Regions from separate parts of the Mus musculus genome. Here regions 2, 3, 4, 5, 6 and 7 are each linked to region 1. The links are chromatin loops, found by intact Hi-C in ENCODE. Cell type or tissue: heart. All regions are shown on one strand. Region 1 holds the start of Grb10 (growth factor receptor bound protein 10). Region 2 holds the start of Gm51937 (a long non-coding RNA gene). Region 3 overlaps Ddc (dopa decarboxylase). Region 4 holds the start of LOC102631979 (a long non-coding RNA gene). Region 5 overlaps Grb10 (growth factor receptor bound protein 10). Region 6 overlaps Grb10 (growth factor receptor bound protein 10). Region 7 overlaps Ddc (dopa decarboxylase).

Evidence for each region. A loop is a pair of places that touch in the nucleus more often than their neighbours do. Peaks named below come from ENCODE experiments on the same cell type or tissue, not always from the same donor. Only the 100,000 strongest peaks of a DNase experiment are listed, where the experiment ranks them.
Region 2: a loop joins it to region 1, with 3 times the contacts of the local background. A loop is called at or near these places in 8 of 42 quality-filtered maps.
Region 3: a loop joins it to region 1, with 2.9 times the contacts of the local background. A loop is called at or near these places in 2 of 42 quality-filtered maps.
Region 4: it touches region 1 in a loop (12-fold over the local background); 2 of 42 quality-filtered maps call a loop at or near these places.
Region 5: a loop joins it to region 1, with 2.2 times the contacts of the local background. A loop is called at or near these places in 6 of 42 quality-filtered maps.
Region 6: a loop joins it to region 1, with 2.5 times the contacts of the local background. A loop is called at or near these places in 4 of 42 quality-filtered maps.
Region 7: a loop joins it to region 1, with 4 times the contacts of the local background. A loop is called at or near these places in 13 of 42 quality-filtered maps.

Annotation. Positions count from the first base shown.
Region 1 is chr11:12,035,717-12,039,716 of GRCm38, forward strand. Grb10 (growth factor receptor bound protein 10) reads right to left here and starts at 1,704. Exons shown (of 17, transcript NM_010345.4): 1 at 1,476-1,704. In heart, CTCF peaks have their summits at 1,530 and 3,678; DNase peaks (open chromatin) are centred at 985 and 1,625; H3K4me3 peaks cover 3,226 bases; H3K27ac peaks cover 3,900 bases; H3K27me3 peaks cover 2,527 bases.
Region 2 is chr11:11,835,138-11,839,137 of GRCm38, forward strand. It overlaps Ddc (dopa decarboxylase), which reads right to left. Exons shown (of 15, transcript NM_001190448.1): 9 at 605-672. Gm51937 (a long non-coding RNA gene) reads left to right here and starts at 1,217. Exons shown (of 2, transcript XR_003949848.1): 1 at 1,217-1,936; 2 at 3,032-4,000. In heart, no CTCF peak of the experiment used is centred here; a DNase peak (open chromatin) is centred at 1,824; H3K4me3 peaks cover 919 bases; H3K27ac peaks cover 4,000 bases.
Region 3 is chr11:11,841,985-11,845,984 of GRCm38, forward strand. All of the region lies in intron 7 of Ddc (dopa decarboxylase), which reads right to left. Gm51937 (a long non-coding RNA gene) reads left to right here. Exons shown (of 2, transcript XR_003949848.1): 2 at 1-3,831. Among named protein-coding and RNA genes, the nearest start is that of Gm51937, 7.6 kb to the left of the region's middle. In heart, a CTCF peak has its summit at 2,457 (motif pointing left); DNase peaks (open chromatin) are centred at 2,637 and 3,227; H3K27ac peaks cover 4,000 bases.
Region 4 is chr11:11,964,190-11,968,189 of GRCm38, forward strand. It overlaps Grb10 (growth factor receptor bound protein 10), which reads right to left. Exons shown (of 17, transcript NM_010345.4): 4 at 3,343-3,496. LOC102631979 (a long non-coding RNA gene) reads right to left here and starts at 3,336. Exons shown (of 2, transcript XR_381046.3): 1 at 364-3,336; 2 at 1-327. In heart, no CTCF peak of the experiment used is centred here; DNase peaks (open chromatin) are centred at 762, 1,712 and 2,202; H3K27ac peaks cover 3,609 bases.
Region 5 is chr11:11,980,815-11,984,814 of GRCm38, forward strand. The region is part of intron 2 of Grb10 (growth factor receptor bound protein 10); the gene reads right to left. Among named protein-coding and RNA genes, the nearest start is that of Grb10, 55 kb to the right of the region's middle. In heart, no CTCF peak of the experiment used is centred here; no DNase peak of the experiment used is centred here.
Region 6 is chr11:11,973,577-11,977,576 of GRCm38, forward strand. The region is part of intron 2 of Grb10 (growth factor receptor bound protein 10); the gene reads right to left. Among named protein-coding and RNA genes, the nearest start is that of Grb10, 62 kb to the right of the region's middle. In heart, CTCF peaks have their summits at 15 (motif pointing left) and 1,518 (motif pointing left); no DNase peak of the experiment used is centred here.
Region 7 is chr11:11,818,895-11,822,894 of GRCm38, forward strand. It overlaps Ddc (dopa decarboxylase), which reads right to left. Exons shown (of 15, transcript NM_001190448.1): 12 at 3,301-3,399; 13 at 397-498. Among named protein-coding and RNA genes, the nearest start is that of Fignl1, 12 kb to the left of the region's middle. In heart, no CTCF peak of the experiment used is centred here; DNase peaks (open chromatin) are centred at 1,617 and 2,047; H3K4me3 peaks cover 1,067 bases; H3K27ac peaks cover 3,753 bases.

The DNA.
Region 1 (4,000 bases):
TCTTTCAAAGGTTCCCAGTAAAACTCAAAAAAAGTATGTTCACTAATCTTAAAGTTTTGATTTTTTTTTTAAGATCAAAATTTGGTAGGCAAGACTCATTCCTGGGAGCACATTTGACCGCAGCACTCTTGGTGAAATACTCTCAGACTCCTTCATCCTTTGCCTTACACAATTCCCTCAGCTGCAGAAATCCAGAACTCGAGGTCCACTTCTGTAAAATAGGAACCTCACTAAAATATTAGCCTTAGTGTGTGCCCGCAGGGGTGCGGGGGGTGGGGGGGGGAATTTTAATGACTGGAGTTCTGGTAAAGCAGGGCGAAACGTTAAATTGAGCACCATTTCTGAAACTCAGGGGCTCCAAATGGCTGAATCAGCATTTTCTGAAACAAAGTCTTCTGGGCCTGGCCTTTTAAACAGCCGCAAAGGGAAAGTTGTGCAATAACACATATTTACTCACTAATGCTACTTGTTTTGGACTTATTCTTTGCATCTCTTGAATGAAACAGTTACAAAAAAAGAGTTTTTCAAAAACATCCTAAAGGACTAGAGCCTTGTAAAAATCACCTGTGGCTCTCCTACTTTTCGGTCAAAGCAAATGAAAAGAAGTTCGCGGGGTTTCTTCCAACGCCAAGAAAAGACAAATACATTTTTTTTTCCAAAGTGAAGAATACCCTAATTTCCATAACGCACATGCCGCAGGCCCTCGCCAGGCAGGCGTTTGGAGAGGCAATCAGCAAAGGCAGAGAGTTGCATCAGAAATTTCCTTCTGCAAACGGTACCGCTCTTATCACGTTTCCACCGCTGGCGGGCTGCTAGTTCGTGAGCCCTCAAACTTGGTGTTAGGCCCCAGCGACGGGTAGCGGGGCCACTAACAGACCCGAAGAAAGAAAGGGGTGGGGGTTGGGGAGTGTGTGTGGGGGGGTACGGAACCTCGGGCCGCGGTCCGGGCCGCGCTCGCTTGGGACTTGGGAGTGTCTGGCACCGCTGCCCGGTCCGCCTGGCGCGCGCGCCGAGGCCCGGGGCGCAGCGGGAGCACCCGCTTCTCCGGTGACCCCCGGGCGCCCACCCTCCTCCAGGGCGGTGGCCCCTGAAAGCGCGGCCGTGACCGCAGCCCCCGCCCGAGCCCCCCGAGCCGTCGCCGTCGGACAAGACGGCTCAAGAATGTGCCGCTCGGGGCCCCGCGCCTCCCCCCGTGGGCTGGAGCGCAGGGGAGAGCGTTGCGGGGCGCCGCAGCCGCGCGCCCGCCGCCCCGTCCCGCCATCCCGTGCCGCCCCGCCGGGGGCCCGGGGCGCCGCAGCCCCCCAGACCCCCCAAGGCGACGCCCTTCCGCCCGCCGCGCCTCGCGGGGCCCCGCGTCCCGATCGCGGGCGGCCCCGAGCGCAGACAATGACGGCGCGGGGAGCCGCCCGGCCGCCGGGCCCCGCGAGGCGCGGACCACAAAAGTAACTTGCCGCGGCTCCCCGCCCAACTCCTACCTGACGTGCAGCTCCTCGTCGCCTCCGCGTGGCCGCTGGCCACACGTTGCACGAGTCACAACGGAGAAAAACCGAAGGCAAAGCCGGACACTGGACGGTCCCAGTCGCCGTGCGTGAGACGGTGCGCGGAAACTTCGTGCTCCCGTGGGTCTCGGAACGCGAATCCCGCCCGCCACTGGTCGCAGCGCCCTTCCCTTCCTGCCGCCTCCCCGCACCCCACCCCCTCGATGGGCTTTAAACTCTCCGGGCCCCGCCCGCCCTCCCCGCCTCCGCCGCCGCCTCCGCCTCCTCCTCCCCCGGCCGCTTTTCCTGCTCCTCCTCCCGCCGCCGCCCGGACCGCTCGGCGGCCGCCAGCGCGGGAGGAGCCGCGGCCTGGGCGCAGGGCGTGGCGCGGGGGGCGCGGGCTCGCGGGGTTGGCGTGGCACGATGCTCTCCCGCCCGGGCGGGAGCGCGCCCACCATGCTTGCAGCGCGCGGGACCCCCGGCGCCACGCCACCGCCCCGGTGCGCGGCCGCGCCGGCGGAAGACCGACCGGACCTGTCCCGAGGGCCATTCGGAAGGGAATTGTTCGAAACTCAGAAAGTACTCCCCAACCGCACAGTTCAAACTCTTCCTGGGCTGCGGCCGCCCGACACCGTCGTGGGCAGCCCCGGGCCCGGACAAGGAAACTCGGGCTTGCTCACGGCGGGTCGGGTCCGAGCCTCACCTTTCTCAGCCTCAGTTTCGCCAGCTGCGTGTGAGTAGCCGAAGGAGGGAAGCCTGAGAGGCCCTTCATTGTTTTCTTGAGGCAGCCGAGCAAGCCTCGTGTCCTTTACCTCTGAAGTGGGGCCCTCGTGAAAGTAAAGCCCAGACGGGCCGTGCCCGGTTTCTAAAGTGACCCACGAAAAGGCAACGGGCTAATTTGATCGGCCCCTTCGAAATAATTCTTAATGTTGTGTCGCTTTTCTAGTACAGATAGGCTACCAATAATTACACCTTTTTCTTGAGTTTCGGCTTTGTAAAAGCAGCCCTGACCGTAAATCACCGTAGTTGAGAAGACACGTGGTGTGAAACATTTGTGAATTCTCCTTCTTCTCCCTCACTCAGGCCTCTGAGGTTTGTTCCTAGAACAACTGTAGAAAGTAGAGAGACTGAGCCTAAAAAGTAACTTCTTAAAAGTAACTTCTAGAAAGTCGAGAAGCTGGGAGTGGGCTCACAGCAAGGCAAAGATTTGAAAGCTGTGCTGTGTGCATTGTCCGACGCTCTTTTTGAGCACGGCTCGGTACCTCTTGCTTTTAACAGTGGTTTTTCCGACCTCAGATTGATGTAATCAATGAAAAGTTTTTCCTTTCCTATAACTGAACACTCACTCTTATTTCTGGCCGTTGGTCCAAGACTCAGAAACCTACAAGGTGAAAATCCAGAGAAAAGGATGTGAATAAGTCTTAGATTCCCGGGGAAAGGAACACAAGAAGTCTTTTGTAGACAAAGGACTCAAAAGCGAACCGAAGCAGAGAAAACTGGGCTAACTTTTCCCAAGTTGATTGGCTTCAAACTTTACAGTTTTCCTGCAGGGTCTCACCAACGATCCATACTGCACCGGACACAAAGCCTGTCGGGTCAGGGAACTTTTACAGAGGTTTGAAAGTTTCTACATACTTTCGCAATACTTTTCCCCCCTGAATCGATTTGTTGGTAAGTTCCAAACAGTGTGGACCCTTCAGCCCTCTACATATTGATGTTGCCTTTCCAAACATGGAGATGTTTTCTTATATAACAACCACATACCTTTCAAATCCACAGATTTATATTGGTACAAAACGTGTATTTAATCTAGGTTTAAACTTTTTTTCCCCCTCAGTTTATCTGATAATTTAGAGCATTGCTTTTTCTTACAAGACCAGTCCAGTGATCTAGGTGGAAAGTTTAATCTGTGTTTCTCAGGCATTACTACTAACTAGAATGGTATGGAGATAAATGTCAAGTATTTTCTTGATGTCAAAGCCCTGGACAGGCCTTCACCCCCAAATTTCCTGGATCCCTGTAGACCCATATAGCAGCGTTCTGAACAAAGGTTTTTGCCTTATTCTTGCTGTAGCCTTAGGGTTACAGTTAGCTCCAGTGTCGAGGGAGGCCCTGGCCAGTTCTGTGAGCAGATTACACTACTTCCATCTCATATCCAGACTCCCAGCGCCCCCTGCCCACACATTCCCCAGCAGAGGTATTACAGACTCACACATTGTAAGGGTAGCAGTGTATAAATGAGCCTGGAGAACCCAGCCTCCTGGGCAAGACAGGATGGCTTTGTAGCTCACAAACTTCCCAAAGGAGTAATATATGAACTAGACTTGGGTGTTAAGGCAGGAAACGGGATTCCCTGGTAGTGAGGAATTCCATTATCCAAGTGTGAGCTTCAGGAGGCTCATTCAGCCGAAAGTAGAGAATCTGATGGACTCTAATTTTAAATTAGTAATGAGTTGATTAACATGTCTCCCTACTAATTGTAGGAATAGTGTCACTGGTAACTATTTACCTTTTGCTAGTGT
Region 2 (4,000 bases), 200 kb before region 1:
TTTTTTTTTTAATTTAAGAAACAAGTTTCATTTGTCCCTGCATTGGTCCCAGCCATTGTGTCTTAAGGTGTCATTATGTGGTACTCTGCCACTTGATTTTAAAACTTAATTTTCTTACTTAGTGTAGCCAAAGTGATTACTGCATTGTTTCTAAGAATCTCCAGAGAATTTTAAAGATGCGGTACTTTATTCTCAGCAAGTACTCTTAAGCATTAAGATTGTTTAAGTGAGAGTTAGACCAAGAGACTGATGATAAATCTAAGAATAAATACACAGAAGCAAGAGAATTAAATATAAGAACTGAAATTTCCTGGGATTTGTTGTCTGCTCATGAGAGATAAGTCAAATGGCAGGTCGCCTGTCTCCACCTGCTCGTCCCTCAAGCTAATCTGTCGCAACAATACACTCGAGATAAAAGTTTACAGGCAGAGGGAGGTTGAGCAAGAATTCCAGCAGCACTCTGAAATGGAGGCAAACGGTAGGCTAAGTAACCACTACCTCCATTCTCAGGGGGCCCTGGATGTGCTCTGGCAGGCAGGCCTCCCTCTCTGCCGACACATATTCAGGGGCCACCACAGGTGACCAGAACAACAGAGAAACTTACCACATGGCAGAGCAGTCAAAGTTCACCAAAAGCCACTTGTGGGGATTAAAGTTAAAGGAATCTGCAAACTGTAAAGGAATAAAAAAATAAATAAAATAAAAAAATTTAAAAAACGGCAAAACAAGACAATTTACTCATAGCTCTTTAGGGAGAAAGTAAGACCTTGTGTATTCTAAGAACTCACGTTTTAGGTCCCAGGCTCTAAGATCACGCAAGATTCCTCACGTGAGAGTTCAAAGCACTGGAAATCCAGAATATTCAGTTTATAACTACCATGTCCAGAATATGAGCATTGGGCCCACAAATAGTTTGTCCTGAACCATCAAATTTCCCAGGATATACATGTCATCATGATGACAGGAAAGAGGAAAAAAAAAATCTCATAACTAATCTAAGGTAATTAGAAGTCCCCCCCACCTCTTTTTTTTCAATTTAACTAAAGGTTCTTTGGCCAGCATGACACCAGATCATACTTTCCATGAACCTAAGGGTTTTCCTCCTCAATTTTAAAGATGAGGTCTAAGTATAGTGAACAGTTGCTAGTTTCTTGGCTGGAGGGTCACAGATAACAACTGCAGCTTTGCTGACCATGCTTTCAAGGAGAAAATAGATTTCAACTGCCAACAACAGCTAGAAGGCTCCTGGGTCTCAGCTGTGCACTCGCAAATCCAAGAGCTTCACAAAGGCTGCTTTCTGCCATTTTCCAAATGCAGGCCCCGGGGTTTTGTTGAGAGGCAAACCGGTCCATCTGAGTGTCGGGGATTTGGCCTCAGAGCTTAATTTAGATAGAAACAAGGCTCAGTCTACCCCGATTTCCTAACGGGACATTTTTCAAACTTCCCAAGGCTTTGCGGGTGCTCCTCTTTATTTAATTCCAGGGACCCTCACTGAGGAGGTAGCAAAGCCCTAAGGGGTCCGATTGGTGTCAGTGATAGACACGGGAGTCAGCCGAAGCAAACTTCCATATGGACCCAAGCTGGAGGTGCCGATTCATTTCCTCCCAGGTTTCAAAAAAAGTAATTTTGAGAAGGAGACAGGAAATTACAGCAAGTTTCATTTGTTGATAAAAGGAAACAAAAGGTTAAAGCGGAGCATTGTTTGCTGGGGATTTTATTAGTTCCCTCCACTGGGGCTGATCTGTTTAAACTTCTTTCATTACCGTACAGTGATATTTTCCTCGCGCTGACAGAGAGGACGGCCCTTATCTGCAAGGGTCGGGCCACAGCAGGATATTGCGGCCGCTTATCTGACCACGGAGCAGCCGAGCCCTCAGCCAGGCAAGGAAGAGCTGTACCACTAATGGAGGAAAAATTGCAGCGAGTCCTTGTCCCTGTGAGTGCTGTGAATGGTGTCTGCTGTTGATAGGATCTGGCTGCGGTGCCCATCGCCCTGGTGGTCTGACTGTCCAGCACCCCTCTGTGAAAGGTGAAACTTTTGAGTTGTCAGTTCAGGCCGAAGATGAGCACTGGTAGATCAGGAAATCTTAAACCGGATATCTGAACTCACAAACTTAGAGCCTAGGCCGGACTACAGGAAAGGCATAGGCGAAGTGTGGCCCTTCTTGCCTCCACTATGCTGAAGGTCAAATGGGTTTCTTGTCCCTTATCTGAAATGCTTCTTTAAGTTTAAAAGTATTTACACATACAGGGTAAAGTATTAGCCACAGGACCCAAACCTAAGCATGAAATGTAAGTGTCCCAAGACGCAGCTTGGAGGTTATTTTACTAAGTGTTTTTTAAATTTCTATGTACGAGACAAAGCTTCATGGGATGGAATTTACCACTTTGGCATGGTCTCAGGGCTTGGGAAGTTTCAAATTTTGGAGCACACTGGATGTTGGAGTTTGGTTTAGAAACGTCACACACCATCAATCATTTCCGAGACCCAAACATCCACAAAACTAGTGAGGGGTTTGGCATTACAGTCATAGGATCAGAGCTTCCCACGAGTTAACACAAACCCCAGTACTTAGTGATCTTTTTTACCTCTTTCTACCTCCAAGGATGGATTCCAGTTTAGCATGTATGAAATACTCAGTAAGGGACTACTGACTGCGTAAGAGAGTGAGTGATTGTGGTGGACATAGAAACCACAATGCTGCTGGCTCACCAGCAAGAAGGGGGATTATTCTCTTCAAAGATGGGACAATTTGTATTCCATACCTTTGACAGTCGCTTTTCTGTTATTACAGTCTTATGTGAATTCAAAACAGTAATTAGAAAATTGATCGGCAAGCCTGACATGCAAGCAGAAAGAGGTTTAGGGGGACTTTCTATAAGCCCTGGTGAAAAATAATGAAAGCATCTAATGCGTGCTCAGTTTCCTGTGCACCACACTCTTCTTAAACCCTTTAAGTGTGATTAACGCAGCCACTCCTAAGGCTAACCGCACAAAGGAGTCATCACTGGTAAATCTACTTTATGATAGATGGAGGATACCTGACCTGCCCAAGGGCGCATAGCCATCCCAGTCTGGAAGGGTGAAGCCTGCTTGCTGATCCAGCCTCCCTTATAAAGTGAAGCCTCGGGAAACCTCTTCTTCCAAGAAGAAAGCAATTCTTGTCTGGCTAAAGCACTGACTCCGCAAACTTAGCATCTCCCCCCCTTGGACACACTTGTTCTACAGGAGGCCTCTTGGGGTTCTTCGGGACATGAATCTGCTAGTGGCCAGGTGGAAGAGCTTCCTAGCCTGTGGATAGCCCAACAGTAGAATTCTGCCCACGTCTGGAAAGATGGACCACAGGGCCCATCTGTGTTAAGTTTGTTAAGTATGCACTGTTTTATGCTCTGTAGCTCTGGGGAGAGTAGAGTCTTGGCTAACTGCTTTGATTGTTACTTCTCATGACAGAGTTTCGTTTGGGGTTACAGGATACACTTTGCAATTTTCAGAAGAGTCCACGGGACATTTAGAACGCATTGGTGACTTTCTGTGGAATATTGGCCACTGTGACTGCCCATCTTACTCAGGTATATGAGAAGAACGTGAGCAACTCATTGAGCCAGATCGTAGAGGATTACAGGTTGACGTTTTAAATTATTGTCTGACTGGAATGCATAGCAATTTTATTTTACTCATAAATATTTTTCTATGGCTTTATATGTACAAGTCTAACCTATGATGCACAGCTCTACCCAGGATTTGTAGCAAACTGGAAAATAGCTGTCTGCCTCAGGAGTGCTTCAAAAGTCAGGCTGCATGACTGGAATGTCCTCAGCCCCTATCCTGAGGTACTGTATTTATTAAGTTAATTTTCATTTTTTAAAAATTATGTGTATGGGGACACAGTCTAGGTACATGTATGGAGTGCAGGAGTGCACGGGACAGAGGCATCCAGTGTCCTAGAGTTGCAGTTATGGGAGTAGCTGCTGGAAACCAAACTCAGGTCCTCTGCAACAA
Region 3 (4,000 bases), 190 kb before region 1:
AAAGGATGTAAGAAACATTCCAAAGCTTTGGTTCAATTATTCTTCAAATTAAACCTCTTGGTAAGTCAAGGTCAAATGAATCATAAACTTTGTGGATACCACTCTGCCAGAACACCATCAAAATCTAAGATACAACAAGAAACCCAAGTCATCTGAAGCAAGGGTGAAGGTGTCAGACTCACCAAGTGCTCACACGCCCTCCCCTGCCCCACAGTGGGATGCAGCAAGAGACACAGCCTTAGGATAACACAAGACTCTCCCCAAGGAGCAACAGGATATGAGTGATGGATGGTCATCACAGCCATCACTCAGATTAACCATGAGACTGGCAGAGCTTTATACTCCTTTGTAAGACAAGACACACTGTAATTTGAATGTCTGTTAAATCCTTTGGATCCATTGGCTTTGGGAAGTGACCAGATCATCATGGTGGAATCCTGAGACACCGGAGAGATTGCTCGTATCCTCTACCATGTGATTATACATAGAAAGTGCTACCCATTAGCCAGGCAACAAATCAACTAGTGCCCTACTCCTGCCTTTCTACACACAAGACGTTTAAATAGTGAACTCCTGTTATTTACACACTCTGGGGTCTGTGGTGTTGTGTGGAGCATCCCAAATGGACTGAAACAAGATGATGTCATGTTTTCCATGGGTGCTGCTTGGGTTCCACATAGACCTCTATTTATAGAATTTGCTTTTTCGGCTGAAGTCCTCTAACATAGCTCCTTAGATGCCGTTGTTTATGTTCCGTTCAGGATATCAGATGAAGGGGTGAGACAAAACAAGATGGAGAGTTTTCGTGGGTCAACCACAAGAAACCCTCATACCTTGGCATGGGAAACTAGGGTCTAGAAGGCTATTTAGGCTTCTTTTTTCTCTCACACCCTTCTGTTGCTTATCCCATATCCTCCATCCTTGAGAGAAGGGCATGATTTTTGAAAAGAAAACAGGCCACTTGGCTGCACCCCTAGGTATCTCAGAGCTTGTTTCTTAGCACCTAGATGAAAGACATTTCACTCTGAGTCTCAACAACTAAGTGGGGAACAGCTAAAGCCACTCTAGAATGTGTCACCCATAAACCTGGTTCAGTAGGTAGGAAAATATTCTATACGATGAATCAAGTTTACGTGCAAAATCTAACCTCTGCTCTTGAGAGATGACCTATAGACCTCTTTTTTCCTGGAGCTTTGGCCCCAGACAGTCTGATACTATGATTAGTGATGGAGACACCAGGCAATTTTCACTTCTGGGGGAGTTGATCTCTAAAGGTTCTAGTTGGGCTTCCAGGAGGGTCTGAGTAGGACCAAGTCTACACAAAAACAAGCAGCAAAAGGTTAGAGAGCCTTGCCTTCTAGGGGAATGTCGTTACTCAGAGCATATAGTTATATATTATATACGGCTAGAGTGTTTCATGCCCTTGTGACTCCTCAGAGTTCACCAGAAGCTGTGTGTGCTCACACTTCAAGACTGTCCTGTGTGTCTCCTTGGCTGATTTTAATCTCTAATCTTCAACCATCCCTGTGAGACAGTTCTCAGTAAGTTTTAGAGTCTTTAGCAGCTTATGGGGTCTAAAGGAGTTTGAAGAGTCCTCAGGTTGTAGCTAGTGTCTAAACAAGGGTACTCAGTCGCAAGGACCGCCTTGAGAAGTCTGCAACTTGGATCAACTCCAAACTCCAACAAGAAAGAACTCACAAATGCTCCTTAGAAGCTTCTGTATGGGCTTCTCCTGGTCCTAAGGGGAAGGGAGACAGTACTGACAATGCCTCTGTGTTCTGCATCTTACATGCTTGGCTAAGACCAGCCCCATCATCCAGGCTCTCCAGCACACATACACATGTAGGAGTTATGTGGATGTAGCATGAACACACAACAGCCAGATATAGGGAGTTACATATGTCAGGCACATTACCACTGAGGCCACACCCACCACCTTTTGCTTCTAAAGCCATTGGCCTCCTGTTGCTACTACAATCTATTTTCTAAAAGGATGCCTCATTATGCAGAAGTCAGGCCAGGGTAACCATGGCGTACAACCTCCTTGCAAGCCCCTCTGTCCCTTGGGATGAAGCTGTGGCAGGCCATAGTATACCTATTCCCCTTCCTCAGTGTCCCCATGTGTGTACCTAAGGCTGCCACCTATCCATCTGCTATAACTTATTCTCTCTTTAATAAACGCTGATCGCCTTCCACCCCCAGCAAACAAAAGGCATTGGCTTAGAGACGGTGGGTTACAAAGGCTTAACTATAAGACGCTACCACCAGTTAGTATTATTGCCCTGATGAACACTGGCCATGCATGAAAGGGGTAGGTGTTGGCCTGTTAGCACCCCCAACACTGTCCTAAGAGCAATCCCTGGGTTTGAACTCAAACTGCAAAGTGCATATCGGGCTCTGCCCACAGCACCCGAACCGCCTGCCAGAGGGAGCTGCAGGACAGCAGGGCAGCCTGAGCTGTGCTCATCCAGCACTGTGAGCATTAATGGCAGGGGCCACCTGCTGGCTGTCATCTTCCTGCTCCTGTGGGGAGCCAGATTGAGTTCAGGGATAGCAGCCGTGTAGTCTCTATCTGGCAGAAGACTTCGGTGCTTTAAATCTGATAGCCCTGGGGAATGACATCAGCCGGCTGTTGGCCAGGACATTCAGTCCTTGGCCTGACATCTGAGTCAGAGGACTTCGACTTGCTTGGCTGAGCTTGTGAAGGTCTGCAGCTAACGAGGCCCACAGTACAGCCATACTGCGGATGGCCAGCTAGTTCAGTGTGTTCTCAGCCTGCTGTGTGTGGCTGCCGTTAGCCAGTAATAATCACAGCTGTGCCATAGCTCATAACAGGTGGAGCCAAATCCTGAGTGAATGGCAAGGCTGTGTCCACCCCACTTCTCACGGTTGGTGATTAGCCTCACGGTCCTGGCAGTACAAGCATGTACTACACGCAGTACATGCCTTTCCTACAGCCTATTGTCTGCAAGAACTCCCCTGAGCTGCACTGTGAAGGAAATACTGTTTTACCATTATGAGAACCGTTTTTCTTTCCAATTTTTTGATAGGGGAAAATGAAGGTCAGAATTTAAGACATGCAGCTGTAAGCTCTAAGCTTCCCTGCCGCTTAAGGTCATGGCCAGCCCCCACATCCACCATTGTCTCCTGCTGGCCAGGGAACAATGACCCAAGGGAGAAGAAGTCTTTCCGAAGAAGAGACCACAAGTAAATCAGGGGTTAGGAGAGGTGGGAAACGTGCTTGGCCCACACGAAGTGACAATGAAGCCAAATGCCAAGCAGGTGGCGTGATGTCTGGCACAAGTCGAAGGGCTGAGGTCAGAGAGCTTGCTAGGGACAGCTCCACCCGAGCCTTTACATCCCTGAGGAACAGAGAAGGGTGAGTTTCATGGGCTGATATATCCTTGGTGCCTTAGAAACAGTTCCAAGGCCTGCTGAGTTCCCAGAGCTCGCATCAAAGGTGAAACTTTGGAAACACAGGCATTTCTTCATTTTGCAGCTAAAACAGAATTCTAGTCTCGATGAGAAAGACAAAATGTCCTCATCTAGGGAGGAAGGAGGCAAGCATGAGGCCCAGGAAATTATCTGAAACTGAGTGTTCTTTGTAGAAGTTTAGCTTGAAAGCATTGATTTGCTAAATCAATATGAACAGCTATGTGCTCCTTACTGATGGGCATGTCTGAGAAATTTATCATTCCACAAGGCAGTCATTGGGAAAGCTTTGTTTTGCTTGTACACATCTCAGAAGTAACACATGGCATTCTAACTGGTGTTTACCCTCACTGAAAATGTCACACTGCATAGCACAGCACAATAAATTATGCCTGTCTATCTTTCCTTTGTTTCTTTTGAAACACAACTCTGACTGTCCTGGGACTCACTCTGTAGACCAGGCTGACCTCAAACTCAGAAATCCGCCTGCCTCTGCTTTTCAAGTGCTGGGATTAAAGACATGCATCAACATTTTCTGGCTTACAGTAATTTATTTTCTTTTAAAAAA
Region 4 (4,000 bases), 72 kb before region 1:
ATACAGAGGTCTCGAGTGGCAGTGCATTCACAGAAGAGCAGGTTAAGCCTAGGCAGACCCCGGAGGTCATCAGTAAGCGCAGAAGTAGAATCCTGCTTAAGGCCATCAATTCAGTTCCAGAAAATTAATGTTTAAAATGAAGCAAAGAGAAAAGAACTGTTTGGAGTTGAGGCAGTATTTATGCACCATTAATGATGGGGCACAAAAAATTATGAGAGTAATTGTGTTTAAATAGCAAAGGGAAAAACATGCTCTAAGGAGTCAATGTGTGGTCTGCCATTGCTGAGCTTGTTATGAATTCAGAAAAGGTCCCATCTACAGCACTACCTAGCATGAATCAGACCTCCTCTCCTATAGCACTACCTAGCATGAATCAGACCTCCTCTCCTATAGCACTACCTAGCATGAATCAGACCTCCTCTCCCGAGTTCCCTTGATCCCCCCAATGTCTTAGAAGCTCTGCCCTTGAACAGTACAAGTCAGCAATGGCTATGTCTGGTGCTATGTCTGGTGTGTCAGCATACTCCAGATAGGACCTCAGTTTCCCTTGTCACCACTGCATGTGTTCAAGCCCCTGGTTCGCCTACTGAGGTGGAAAGGTTGTGTTTAATGACAGGCCCAACTTTGGTCACACTTGCTCTGCCTACAGAGATAGTGTCTAAGTTCCACAACAGGGAACAAGGTCAGGGCAGCTTCTGCTTTCTGCCCCAGATATCCTACTCCATGAAAGTTAAGTGTCCTCATGAAGGAAGCCAGCCAGGTTTGGTTTTCTGCAGCTAAATATATCCTGACAGTGGCTGAGACAACTTGGAAATGCATACAACCGGTAGCCATTTTAGTGCCATTGTCATGTGTAACTATGTCAGTCCTCAGTGAAATGGGGTCCCTCACACCCTTCCCAATTAAGGCTGTCCCACCAGGCTGCTGAGTACACAGACCTCCAGACAAACTGTACTCAGGGCAGTGTTTGTTGGATGGTAGCAAGCGGGATTTAGCTCACTTTACACTATCGGCATAGCCCCTGTACGGGATGACTTTCTTCAGTGGTGTAGCCATTAATAAGTTGCTCATGCTTGGTAAATAACCTTGACCCTCAGTAAAACTCAGTGGATCAGAACAAAACCAAAAAGGCTGGTGAGATGGCTCTGCATATCTGAGCACCTGGGTACTACTCTGATTTGAGCCATGGATCTATATGAGAGAAGAGAACTGAGTCCTTAATTAATTGCCCTTTGATGTCCATACTCACTGTACTGCATGTGTGCCCCCCACTAAATAAATAGATATTGATCAGAATATATAATTTACATGTATGATGTTATCAAAGAATAAATACACAATAAAACTAAAAACAGCCACAAAGAACAGCAGCCTTCCACAAGTGAGAAACACCTTCCCTGCTCTCACTGGTCCCAGTTGGCTTGAGGAATCTGACGACAAACACGCCAGTGCACTGTTCTCATGAAGAGCCAACTCTGATCCCAAGAAAAACACGAGCAGGCAAAATTCCCGGGTTTCCTTATTCTTACAAATTTGGACAATCGGTGGGGAGGAGGCTCATTTTCTTGCTAGCCAAGGCGAGGGCCAGACAGTACTTTTGTGGTCTACTTCAGGACAGGAAACTTGTAAACAACCTCGGGGACAAACCATGCACGATCATCAGGATCCTTACTCAAGGCAGAAGGTCACCAGGGAGGTAGACAGCCCAGATGCACTTCAGCATGTGACCCTGTGCAGAAGCCAGGACAGTGCTGGCTCCGAGACAAGGGACACTGACCTCACCTTCTAAGTCTGACAGTGCTGTAATTCGGGCGGCTCGAGAGGCACTCATGGGGAGCAGTGTTCCAAAGCCAGCAGAGTATTAGAAAAAAGCCTACTGCTGGAGAGCCTGGTGCTGTATGCCACTAGACTGCAGAGAATGGGACTGGCTGGCTCCGCCGTGTTAGAGAACAGCAGAGGTGGGCAAGTGGAAAAAAATGGGTCTAGTGGGAAAACACAGAATCTTCTAAATTGCAAGTTTTAAAGAGGCAGCTAAGGTAGCAGGAAGCCTGTGAGGACTCTAGGCCGAAACACTAGGTCAGACACAACTGTATGCTGACACCAGCCTCACTTTACTGTAGGTGACTGACATCTGTACTGACTTACAGCAGTAAGTGAGTGAGCACCACAGCAGCCCATGCGCTGCACAGAGCAGAGCCTCCATGTAAAGTCACTGTCTATGTTCTACTCCCTGCAGCAGGCAGGGTGTGGTATGCTGCTGAGCCCTGGGCCATCTTGTTCCTAGCTCACTGCTAAAGGGAGTTTGAGATGCCACGATTCCCCTGCTCATGTCTCTGATAAGCTGAATGGCTGTCACTGGGGAGTTTCTCACATGGGGGCAGTGACTAGCTCTCTACTTCATAGTACCACTTCAAATGAGAAACAAGTTTTAAAAGGGCAGTTATTATCTCCTGAGTCAAGTGGCCATTCTTTGGCCTTGAGCAGGCTGCATTTGAAGTCAAGACCTCAAGATGGAAGCTCTGATTGTATCCCATACTGAAGAGTGCCTGCACAGGAAGGCCCAGCGGTGTGCCATAGCAGAAAGGCTGATTGACCCGGATGACCTGGTCACACAACTTCTTTAAAAGAGCTAAAATCATCCTTAAACATCAAATCATTAATTAAAAAACAACAGCAGCAGCAAGAACAACAATAAATAACAACAACAACAACAAAACAATCAAAAGATTCTTTGAACACAGTGATGCATTCCTCAGTCTGGTGAGAGGCTAAAGACACTTGGGTGACAAGCCCGAGGACCTGAGTTCAATCCTCCAGGACCCGTATGGTGTAAAGAGAACTGACTTATGAAAATTGTTCTTTAATTTTTTTTTTGTTTTGTTTTTCGAGACATGGTTTCTCTGTGTAGCCCTGGCTGCCCTGGAACTCACTCTGTAGACCAGGCTGGCCTCGAACTCAGAAATTCACCTGCCTCTGCCTCCCAAGTGCTGGGATTAAAGGCGTGTGCCACCATGCCCAGCTGTTCTTTAATTATATATATGCATCATAGCACACATGTTGTCCTCAGGAATAAATAAATAAATAAATAAATAAATGATACATAAGTGCATAGTTAATGTTTTGTTTTTTGTTTTTGTTTTGTTTGTTTGTTTGTTTGTTTGTTTTTTTTTTTTTGCAAAATTACCCTGATACATTCCTAACTTAGTAAATTGAATTTTGGCCAACACATTAAAAGAACTCATGAAAAAAAAGTTCAGTATCAACCCAAAGAGGCTATCTTAGAACTTCTGTCCTTTTTCCACAAAGAAATGCATCATTGTGTTGTAGTCAGGGACCACTTACATGCTTGGCAGGTGGCTGGCTCGGAGGAGGAGGTAAGGAGCTAGGAGCAACCGAAGGAGGGCTCCCAGGGGCCGCACCAGTGAGCTCCGGAAATGGGTTGGGGATGGCCGGAAGAGATGCAGTTCTTAACTGCTGGTCTTCCTCCTGAAGGCGCCTATAAGGAAGGAGTCAAAAACTAGTTTGCCATCCTAGCACACACCTGCTGGGTCTACGCCCCAGAGAAGGAAATGCTGGGTTTCTGTGGATGCTGGTACAACCATGTTCATGACAGCCTTATTCACAGTGGCCCAAATCAGGAAGCAGCCTAATTGTCCAACCGTGAATGGGTGATGAAATATCATGTAGCCTTAAAAAGAAAATTATCCAGACAATAAGGGAAGGGAATTCTGACCTATGCTATAAATCCAGTAGCAGAAGGACACACACTGGCAGACTCCATTGTACAGGGCATACAAAACAGTTGAATTCAGAACGTAGAATGGCAGGGGCAGAGGAAAGAGAGGGGGGAGCTGCTATTAAAGAGTTCAGTTTCTGTTCTCTAAGATGAGAATATTTTGGGGATTGGCCATTAATCCCGAGTGTTCGCTAACACTTTAAAAGGTGGCTACTATGCAACATATGCTCTGACTTTTAAGATACCAGCTCTCTCAAGGAATGA
Region 5 (4,000 bases), 55 kb before region 1:
TTGTGCAACCAAATTCCAGTTATTAGGCATGAAAGTATACTATTTAAAAAGATAGCCAAAAAGATAGATGAGTTAAGGACCCGTGCTCTAACTTCATCTTGTAGAATTATTAAACCAGAGACTTCTAGTATAAAATAAAAGTTGAATCTAGAGTCAAAGTGGCCAGCCACATGTGTGCTAAGTGGTAAAGCAGAAAATGAGGTAGTTAGCAGATGCTAGATTCTAATAGCTATTGATTGGTTATCTCTGCTAACAGTGCTTAACTCCACTGAAATGTCTTCTCTGTGAAGACTCACTGCAGACCAGCATGCATCAGTGTCTTAGAGAAAGTCTTCACTGTGGAGTAAACATTATCTATTCTAAAAGAAGTGATCTGAGGCTCTCCTCTAGTGTTTCTCAAGACAGTAATTCTGAATGGCCTCTAGTTTAGAAGAGATTTGAAGAGACTGTCTTATCATTGATCATAATTAAATGAAAGAATTACTTATTTCTAAATTGTTCCCTGCTCCACTTGAAAGGGACTTTATTGGACAAAATGGTCCACATTATATGATTGGTAAGTTAGAATAGTGTGAGGCTCACTGCTGCATCCCTGTTCCTCACATGGTCTTGGTAAGCAACAGATACTTGTATCATAGAGGAAGAAGGGATTCATGAGTAGAAGTCACAGAAGAACTTCCCAGCAAGCAATCAGAATGAAAAGTAAACCTGCCAGGGAAACAGGAAGAGTTGCTTGGCTCAAGCCCTCTACTAAACTTTGAGTATCCTGACAGTTGAAGGAGACACGAAACATTAATGGAGCCCAATCATCTGCTCAAAGGGACAAAAGAGTGGAGTGACCTGGCAGAGCAGCGCAGACAAGGCCCAGAACAGCTAAGACTTGAGAAATGGCAACAGATGACAATGTTTTTTATCAGTTTTGCTCTAAATAAGGACCAGGAGCAAGAGTTCGGCTGCTTGCTTGACACTAGCCAAAGACAGAGAATGCAAACTCCTCAATGCCTGTTTGTCCCAATCTTCCTTATGAAGATAAATGATCTTAAAAGTAGGAAGGAAGAGGCACAATTAATGGGAGACCACTGTTTACTACTGTGTAGAGGTGACAGCAGGGATGGGAGACATCTTCTCTGCTGCTCGGAAGAAGCCCATGGTCAAAATCTTACTGTGAGCCACATAAAAATCTCAAAAATCAAAAATGAAGGAAAGCAGTAGTGGATTCAGATAAGGAACAAGTTCTAATATGGAGACCAGAAAGAACAAAGGGACAGACGGTTCAGAGAATGGAGCCAACCAGCCTGGGTTCAAGTCTAACTCTGGCACTCACAAAATGGTGGGGTCTGGACATTGCTCCTAACTCTGGCCTGTTTCCTCCCTATAAATATGGCCCTAGTAACACTTCTACTTCATAGGACTGCGAGATGGATTCGATGAACTAAACCATGAATCATACGTTCTTACTAGCTTTGAGAACTTATTTTTTAGAACAGAGAGGTCAATGTAGATGACAGCAAAGAAGTCATGACAAATCTAAGAGTTTATAATTCCTCATGTTATCTGATACCAGAACAATCACCATGATGTACAAGTGTCATTATCTGGTATGGCAAGAACTATTTAATTTTCCATAATGCAGAAGGAATGTAGACACTAGTGATTTGGTGCGAAAAGAACTAGAGATGATTCACTCACGGTTTTAACATCCTGACTCTAACAAAGGTGTTAGGCATTAGGAAAGAAGTGAGGAAAATTCTGGCAACCCTTAAGTATATGCCCATGAGACTTGAAATCTAGAGATTTAAACACTCACAAGCTAACTGAATAATCATCTATCTACAGATGAATGGAGGTAAACATGCCAGAATATTATTTAGTAATAAAAGATACGAGGCTATAAGTGAACATAGACTAACTTTAAAATTCAGAAAGACAGCACATGGGCTAGAGGCTATAAGAGGTAGGAGGATTTATTGTTTAATTGGCTCAGAGTTTCTGCTGGAGTGCTAAGAAAGTTTTAGAAATAGATATTGATGATGGTTGTACAACACTGTGAATAAAAAGAGCAGCACTGAATTATATACTTGAGATGGCTAGAATGATAAAATTTAATTTTATATATTTTTCTATAAGAAAGAGGTTTTTCTTAAAAATTGTTAAGTAGTTTTAAGTATTAGAAAATGAGCCAATTTTGAAGTAAAATGTAGCCCTTTCTGTTGGTGCAGCTAAGAAATACATGGAGTGTTTTTAGCAACTGCCACATAAAAATAAGCAGCTTATGTTAGGAATGAGATAACCAAACAGGAACGACAAATCCTCTTTGCCAGAGAGAAGTAAGAGGTCAAGGAAAGGCACAGCTAATCTTTTATTCTATACATTAGGTCCCTTGTAAGGAACTGGCAACTCTGGGTCCCACATATTTTTAATCCTAAAGTCAATATCAGAAATTAAGGAAGCAAGAAGGAATAACATAGTGTCCTAGTCCTAGTCAGCCAAATAGCCCGAGAACCTTATACACTGAATTTGGTTCTGGCTATGGGGACAAGAGGATGGTGGTTTGGGGAAAGCCCTAGGAAGGCACCCCGAAGGCTACTGTGGGGCTTCGTGATTGCCTGGAGACAAACAGATCCACTTTCTCCCAGGAAGGGAACGGCCTCTGTACTGCACGGCCAGAGAGCTGTACATCCCAGGACTGCTCACCACACTCTCAAGTGCTGTGTGTGTGCCAAGAGGGAAGATGAACATTGCACTTGGACACACTTGAAAGAGGGACTGTGCCCTTGTATTCCCTGAAACCTCCCTCAGAGCATCGGCTTCCTTGATTTCCACTCAGTTGGTTTCCTTAGTTTTAGTGTGAGATGAGTGTTCAGAATCCGAAAGGAAGACAGCATGCTTGATGCTTCTGCAGATCGCCTGTCCAGGCTCTTTGCTACCTTTTCTACGTGACAATGTCTTTTCTATTTACAAGAGCTAAAGTTTGTTTGTTTTTTAACAGAAGAGAATAATAGCATGCATGCTACATGCACTGTTCGCTCTCATCATGAGGGAGGAATTTGATCAACTAGTGAGTTATTTAGATTTTAAAAAGTGTTAAAATATGAAACAGGCCTATAATTTTGACTTCTAGTACTATTTCACACATACTTATCAATACGCTTCCAGTAGGAGTGTTTTTGTGCCTATCTCTCTCTGAAACAGTCTGCATAGACAGGTCATATGTGTTCCTTCAAAATTTTGTAATAGTCATCTGCAAACTCTGTACGTGTTATTGAAGGAAGGAGTCTTGATCACCGATTCCCGTTCCTCCAGAGCTATTTAAGATGTTTTGTTTCTGGCGTTAGGTTTCAGCTCACTGGTAGAGCACTTGCTAGTATGCCTGGGGCCCTAGGGGTTCAATACTCAGCATCACATATACACAAAGATTTGTCTATTTCGAGAGCAGCTATGCTTTTAGACTGTTGCAATCATTTATCTGTACTTTCACATTCACTGCTCAAGATTTTCCTCTTTCTAAAACCCCAGCCTCTACTGATATGGTTTGCTTCCATACAGGCCTGCGTACCGTGATATAACTGTTTATTTATTAACACAAAAGACTAGCTTTGCTTCCATTGTTGTCTACTGATCTATTTTTGTTTCAATGAGTTCCTATTTTAACTTTTGTAATTGCTTTCTTTGGAACTTCTCAGACTTATTATTATATACGTTCTTCTAGTTTCAGTAATCCTCCTTTGTGGAACACGGAGGTTAGGTTGTACACAGCCTTGAGCAGCGTGCAGACACACTTTCTCGCTGCCATGCACTCGTGCCCATTCCATTCTAAACGACTAGCATTTCCAGCATGATTTCCTGTGTAGGCCATGAGTGAAATAAGAGTTTGTTTTAAAGTTTCTACAAACATGTTACGTGTTTTGTTTTGACATTTGATTTAATCACACTAGGTCAAAGAACGAGGCTTGCGTGAAATGGATTGCTTAAAATTTACTGCAACTTTCCATATATGGTC
Region 6 (4,000 bases), 62 kb before region 1:
CCTGGGCTTGCTGTAGTCTTTGGCTGTGCCGACCCCTGGTGGCAGTCCCTGGTGTCTCCTGTCCTATTTCTTTTTTGGGGAACAGGTAAATTCCTGGGTTGGTTCTCTGTAGTAAAGCCAAAGCCAAAGCAATTCTGATACTATTCAAATATTATTCATATAAAGCAGGTAGATTCTAGAAGAGACAACACGTTCAGATTGCTGTCCTCTCCTCTGGAGTGGGTAATTTCTTCATCTGAATATACTGTACTGGGTGGTCTTTGAAAGGATACCAGGCTAATCTGAGAACATCCAATTACCAGGTTACGGTCTTCACTAATCAAATATAGCTGCTATGCTCAGATCCTCCAAATCTTTAAGCTTTTCAGAGCTGTCAAAATGAAAGTAAAGCCTCAAAGTTCTACAATGGTTTACTCAAAAACCAACTTTAATATGTCCTATGAGGACAATTACTAAGTTATATGTTCGGATTTTTTTTTTTTTTACAATTACTGATAAGACTTTACTTGAAGTTCCTAAAATTCAAATGTAGACTAAAAATGAAATCTTCTAAATTATGTTTAAACAGCTGATTCTTAAGGGTCTACACTAATTTTATTTTTTAAGTACTGGAGTTAGATATAATAAAATTATATTAGATTTTTTTTTAGAAAATTATAATATTTACTTATGGCAAGGCATGAATCACAGCAGTTGGGTGCTGGATAGAGGACAACGTCTAGGTTGATTTTCTCCTTCTAATTACAATGTGGGTCTGGGATTAAACTCAGGTTGTCAAGCTTGGAGGTGTCTTTCCCCGCTGACCTATCTTACCAGCCTCACTTTCAGTTCTTGTAAATGTTCTACAAGCTTATATTTTTCTCAGTGAGGACCTTGTGTGTCTTTTCTACCCGTGTGGCTAACTGCTAAACTGTTTTGTACTCCCGTGAACCTGAGCAGAGCTATCATAAACCATTTGGAAAAGGCTTTCTTCCAGTGAACAGAAGTGGAAGAAGGAGACAGACTGATATGCTCTGATGAAACAAGTTCCACAAGGGTACCTCTTCAGAAAGAATGCTAGGAAAGAAAAGAAAAATGGCTTCATAAAGGCAATTTCACCTCCAATGAATTTGTAAGAATGTGTTTCCTGAACAAACATGGCTGCCAAATAAAACTCTTAGTAGCTGTCTCCCTTCCATAAAGAGCCAAGTTGCAACTGGGCATGGACTTTGCCCCAAATATTTGAGGTCATCTGATCTAAAATTCACATCTCTTCTTGCTTCACTGTCATTAACAAACTCAAGGCTAGTTCTGTTTGGAAATATTGGAAATACATATAAATTTAGTTAAATAAATTCTTATTTGGCTCATAAGCCATGACTGGCAAATATCTCCCCCAAGTCAAGTGAGGTGTGCTGATCTGGAAAGGGTACGGAGAGGGGAGAGGTACAAGCAGAGGAGGCTCTCCCCGCCCGGGCATGCGGGCGTGCGTACCTTAGTACCTTAGCAAATAACACACTTCTTGGTTCATAGCACCATCTAGTGTCTTTTCTACGTGAACTGGAGCTTAACGGTGGTTCTGGGTTTTCTTCGCTACATTATTTTGTCTTAAAGACATTTGCATTATGCATGTGATGTATCCATTGTGGTGGCCCAATCTTCACAGTAAGCCCCCCTCCACGCCCCCCAGGAACACTCACCACCTTCCTTGTTTGCCCTGGCTGTACATCTCTTGGGAAATGAAGAGCTATAGGCAAGCTTGTGTGTCTATGTGACTTAATGACAGGGAAGGAAGAATTAAAAAGCATGTCTACCTGAGAAATTTCTGGTACTTAATTTTGGACCATGTTTTTGCTGCCGTTTTCCTGGACTTGAGTCAGATACAGACACACAGCACGTATTTGGTCTTTCTGATTAAGTGTGTGACCAGAATTGGTGACAGCACTTTGTTAACTGAACATGTTACCTTTTGTCATCCTAATAAGAGGATCTTCTTCTTTAAGCACCTTCTGTTTTTGTAAAGTCTTTTAAAAACTCAGTTACAAATCAGTATATATGCTACTTTGTTTGTTTTCTGATTGGTCATTTTGTGGCAATTGGTAAAAAGGCTTAAAGACAGAAATGATTATCAACACTCTTTTAAAGTACACTTGAAGCTAAAAACAATGACCTAGGGAACAATACTTCACTATAAAAAACAGTTGTTGGTATTGAACAACTGTCATTGTTCACACTCCAATCTGAGGGGGCAGAAATCAATCAATTAAACATGTGAGAAATGTTACAAAGGGAAGCACTAATTCACTAATATTTTATTATTAAGCATATTTAATAACTAAGTGAAAGATGTTAAAAAAATAAATGAAGGTACTATTAGTTTCCTTTAAGATTTCATATGTCCATGGATTCAAGTAACCACAGAGCAAAAACATTTGGGGGAAAAATCTATACACGTACATTAAATATCTGCAGATGATTTTTGCCATCCTTCTAAAGCAATGCAGTATAGCCTATAGCCTATAGTTCTATAGAATTAGGTGTTATAAATAATCAAGTAGTAACATATATAAAGTGTTCCTATTTTATAAGCAAACCCAACACCATTTTGTACTTGAAACACAAGCATCTATAGCTTTTAGGGATCTTGAAATATATGTGTACAAATGAAAAAGACTACACATATCTAGAAAGAAAGAGAAGGGAGGGTTTGAGGTGGCCAGAGTCTAGGGGGAGAGGATAAGGGCTGGCATTTATGGGTTTAGAGTTGCACCTGGAGAAGAGTTCTGTGGCTAGACCTGGGTAATGGCTACACACCAATATGACTACTTTTGCTTTGTTTTTTTGAGACATGCTCTGGCTATCTATTTCAGTTTCCAAGTCTTTGGAATATAGGCATGTACAACCACACATGGCTCTAACAGTTCCTACATTAAAAAAAAAACAATAAAAAAGCAATTTTAAACTTAAGACTTTAAGATACCTTCAAACATGGGCAATTAAGGTCCCAGTCTTATTGCTTTATTTAGGCAGGCCTCTGCTAGAATTAAGCAATGTTCCATGCTCAGACTTCAAAGACAGAACCCTGCTCTAGCCTTATGTTACCTTCCTCTCTCAGAGCTGCTCACTCACCACCCAGGGCCCACTTGTTCTGGGTTCTTGATCCTAGCCCCTGTGCACTTGATCCTTGTGTGGAGCAAAACCCTAAGAGTCTCTTTATCCCCAATTTAGAGCCACTTCCCTATTTTTTTTCTCAACTTGCCCAGCATTCCCCTCTCAAACATGCCTCATCTGAGGAGATTGAGGCAAGACAGGCATGGATGTTGCTCATGATGGCTATCATAGGTCTGGACTCATGCAAGTCAGACTTCAGAATGGCCTCAGGTGAACAGTGCTGATACCAGTGCAGCCAGGGAGAAATGTCACAGGGAATCCTTGAGAAAATCAATTTAAGGTAATGAAGGAAATCCTCAAGTTAGGAGACAAAACAAGAACAGGAAAAACCCTGAGGCAAAGGAGTCTTAGCCTCTCCAGGTACTGAGAGCACTGGCTTGCTACAGGGGCACAGAAATGCTGTCTGTTTCTTAAGTGAGTTACAGTTAGCATGGGATCCTCTTCCTCAGAAAAACGAATCTTCAGTATAAAAGTAATGCTTGGTCACTACTCAGGATAGTGGCAGGAAGTGGTTGTTTAAATCACCCACCTTCTAACAACAACAACAACAACAACAACAACAACAACAACAAAACAGTAACAAAATGATTAATTGATTTGTACTTTGATTCCTATGAGATTTATTTTTAAAACTATGTTTTAGGGATCTGTAAATAATTCCATTTAAAATAAATAAGGAAAGCTACTTATTTTACTCAATGATTCCATTCATTAAAGCTAAAGAACTGGCACCCAGTGTTCAATAAGTGTCCCATAGGAAAGTGTCCTTCCTTGGATTTTATAGTATCCTCTCACAGTGCTCAAGGAAGCACCTGGACATTACTAAGTCTCTTTCCAGTTCTTTAAGGTG
Region 7 (4,000 bases), 220 kb before region 1:
CAGGAATCTTGTGGAGGTATATATAGCCAGATGACTAGGACAGTGGGGTTTGTTTATCAACCCGGTTCCCAGATGTGCTGATGTTGTGTGTCCACAGGTGACCTGGTTACTGAGGCCACAGGCAACTCAGCAGAGGATTACAGTTCCAGAGGTATTGGATGGACTCTTGGCATTGGGTCAAGAGGAAAGCATCCAATCACATCAGAGGAAACTGGGCAGCAAGTCCATGGAGGAGAGTCTACTGGGCCAGTCAGCCAGCCAGCGCGGCCTGCTTAGCACCACAGGTCATGTTCTGTAGCCCTTGGCAACTGGTACACAACTTTGCTTGTGGATGTCCTGAATAATACTTTATTGTGTTCAACAAAAACAAAGATGGCTGACACTGGCATAACATACCTTTAGCCGGAAGCAGACCAACCCAAGAATGACTTCTGTGCAAATTTCAAAGCGAGGGTCCTGGCGTACCAGTGACTCAAACTCATGAGACAGCTCCACGTGCTGGAAAAAGGGAAGGGAAACTTGCTGTCTTTCTCATCACAACTTTAGCCTAACCCTGGCCACCCAGTACCTTATAGGGCTGCACATCTATTAGTCATTCACATGCGCTGAGCAATGTCCTGCATCCTCACCAGCATTTCCCACATAGGTTGAGAAGAAACTCATCTGCCCTATACCACAAGGATTCCAGCTTCCTCAAAAAAAAAAAAAAAAAAAAAAAACCTCATTTTCTTCTGTCCATGGATCTATGTTTTAACCCCCTTCCGTTTATAATTTTATAATAAACATTATAAAGAAGTAGTTGAAGATTCTAAAAGAAAAAAAGGCCACCTTGACCTCCTCATGATAGCTTTATTAATTTGTAGATAGGAAACTGAGACCCTGCAAGAACAAGTGTCATAGCGTAGGCCTCAGTCATACCTGGGCTCAGCTGAGATTCACATCAGCTGCATCTGATGTGTACACTGGGGTATCACTTCTGCAGTAAATGGGATAGTGATCCCAGCCTGATTCCAACTTACAGACAGGAATCACCCTAACCTGCCACATTCAAGAGCTGTGTCCCCTCTGGTGTGATGGTGTGTGCCTGTAATCACAGCACCTGGAAGATTCTATGAGCCTGAGGCCAACCTGATCGACATACTGAGCCCCAGGCCAACCTGATCGACATACTGAGCCTGAGGCCAACCTGATCGACATACTGAGCCCCAGGCCAACCAAGGCTACATACTGAGACCCTAGCTCCAAAATAATAAAATAATTAAAAGGAAAAAGAAAACGCTATGTGATCGCATTGAATACACCAACTTATTTAATCTCTAGATGTTTAAAGAATTCAAAAACTGATTAAAACCACATATGAACATTTGCTCACTCTCCAAGGGCACACTTAGCTAATTGGAGCCTCCTGGCATCCAGCACTACCTTCCACAAGGCCCATCCTTTAGAGGAGCTGAAGCACACACAGCTTGTTTGGTCATAGATGCCACAGAAGCAATTGTCTCAAGTCTTCCCACCAGAGGGCACCAAAGATTCAGGACTAAAATGCTCTTCAATTAGCTCAAGCCTAGGAACGCCATCTTTGACCATTCCTATGGTCTCCTGTGAAGGCTGGATTGGGGCCTTTCCAGAAAGAGGTGTGGTGTGTCTTTAACCTGGCACAAGCTAATCGCAGTGAGCTGTCCTGAACTGAGAGTCATCACCACCTTTGACTGATAAACCACTTGGGGTTTCTTTCTTATTACACACAAGTTGACTCACCCTCCTTATCCCGTTTGCAATTGGATCAGGGACTATCTAGAAATCTACACACACTCTAGGTTTCTAGTTCTTTCCCCTGTGTAGCTTCTTACACTGCTCAATGTTTGCATACATTTCCTTACAACAGTTTTGTGACCTGGACAGATGCCAGTTTAGAAGAGACACGGGTACTCTTCTAACAACTGCTTTTCTGCATCCTGTCATAGAAGAGGGCCCGAGACACTCAGCCCCTGCCTTTAGCTGCACATCTGGTAATGCAGTGGGACTTAAGGGGAAAGCTGTCACCACCACAGGCTGGAAACCACAGGCATGCTTGCCTCATCAAGATGATGTTGTGGCTTAGAAAGGACTCAGCTGAAGTCACTGGGCCCTCTGCATCTGACTAAATGGGTAGACATGTCCTGGCTCATACTCAGGGCTTAGCCTGGAAACAAACAAACAAACAAAAAAAGTAGGGTAGTAGGACTTAGAATAATAAGCGGCTCCTCAAGCTACTTTAAGGCACATCATAGTGACTGGGTGGCTTATTGGAACCGAAGTTCCATACTGCCCAGAAAGCCTCCTTGAGACAAAAGGACTAGATGGTATCTATCCCAACCAACTCAAAGGTTTTCTTAGTTTGGGAGGTTTGGGTTGTTGTTGCTGCTGTTGTTCGTTTGCTTGCTTGTTTTATTTCATTTTGTTTGGCGGTAGTGGGGGAGAAAAACATTATGCTCTCATTACTAGTATTGCTCCGTCAAAATTACTGCTGGATGGATACGTGGAAAACATTAAATTTACACACTGCTTTTAATTAACTTCCTGGAGCTGATAACCTATATTCTAATGAAAGTGTCTTAGAAGATACATAGAACCAGTTTGTGAGTGCCTTAATCGTAAAGGCCCAAACTACTGCCTGATTCCAACGCTGTGCTTAAGGAAAAAAAAAAAAAAAAAAAAAAAAAAAACGCTCTTTCAGACAACAGCAGATCATGGCTGCTCTCACTCTCTTTCCAGCCTGAACTTTCCAGCCCCGGGCTGGGCCTCCCCTCCCCTCCCCTCCCCTCCCCTCCCCCAGAAGCTCTTTCCTATGTAATCCAGACATTTTGGCCTCTCGCTCCCCCTCACTCCCCCCTCTCTGCATTCTCTCTCCCTGAACGCGCATGCTCTTTCTCGCTTTCTCTTCCCCCTCCCCTCTGTCTCGCTCCTCGTGGCGCCTCGTTCCTTGGGACCAGTGAACTCGCCCCAGAGCTGCTTCCCAAGAAACCTGCCTTTATTCAAACCTGGTTTGAATTGACTCGTTTCACTGGGGGAGAATAACTTATCACATCCATTCCTCTGTCCCCAAAGGCCTGTCCCTTCTAGGAAATTGTCTGTCTCTGCTTGTATATGAAAATTCTGATGCCCTCATGTTTATGAAAGGGCCTCATGATGTACTTTTCAGAGCTTATCCCTGTTGTTAGGCAATGCATGATGGTGTTTGCTTACAAAGACACCTGAATTCGTTTCTGAGTTTCCTACGACCGACCGTTAGAACATTAGATAAACAAAGAAGGCAGTCACCTTTCGGATGTAAGCCTGCAGCCCCTTGACTCCGTACATTCTAAAAACAAACCACATTTTCAAAGAGCGAAATCGTCGCCCCAGTGGGATCTGCCAGTGCTGAAATAAAATATAAAGAACCCGTCAGTGAGAACAGTGCAAACAGCCAGGCTCCTTTTCAGCTTCCCAGTCAGCCGGTTTCTTCTGGAAGCAGCCAGTTTCCTATAGAATGGCCGTTTCCCAGCCGGGAAGGCGTACAACTTGTTGTGTGAGCTGGGGAGAAGAGAGGGAGAAGCTGCCTTCACATCCTGTGGAGATGAGGACAGAAGAAACACTGAACGAGAGGCACTGAAGTTTACCATTTTCAACGCACAAATGTCTGCTGAGTACACCCCAGAGGAGGCACTCCAGGAAGAAATAGGAATGATGTGGTCCTGCCCTAGGCAGCTTCCGAGGGGGCAGGAGGTCATCCAGGCAGAGAGAGGGTGCTGAACTCCTTGTGTGTCTGCCTTTCTCTGCCTGGATGCACTGAAGCTGCACTCTGAAACAGTATCAGCGCCTTTGTCTCACTGACCTCTGGGGAGTGACCCCTAATACCCTTTTACCAAAGAAGCCTGCCTCTGCTTCTCCTAGCTTTTCCAGACGGTCATCTGACAGGCTGTTCACACTGGCTCCTCACATTCTTCTTGATGGTGATGGATGATGGTTGGAAATGCAATAA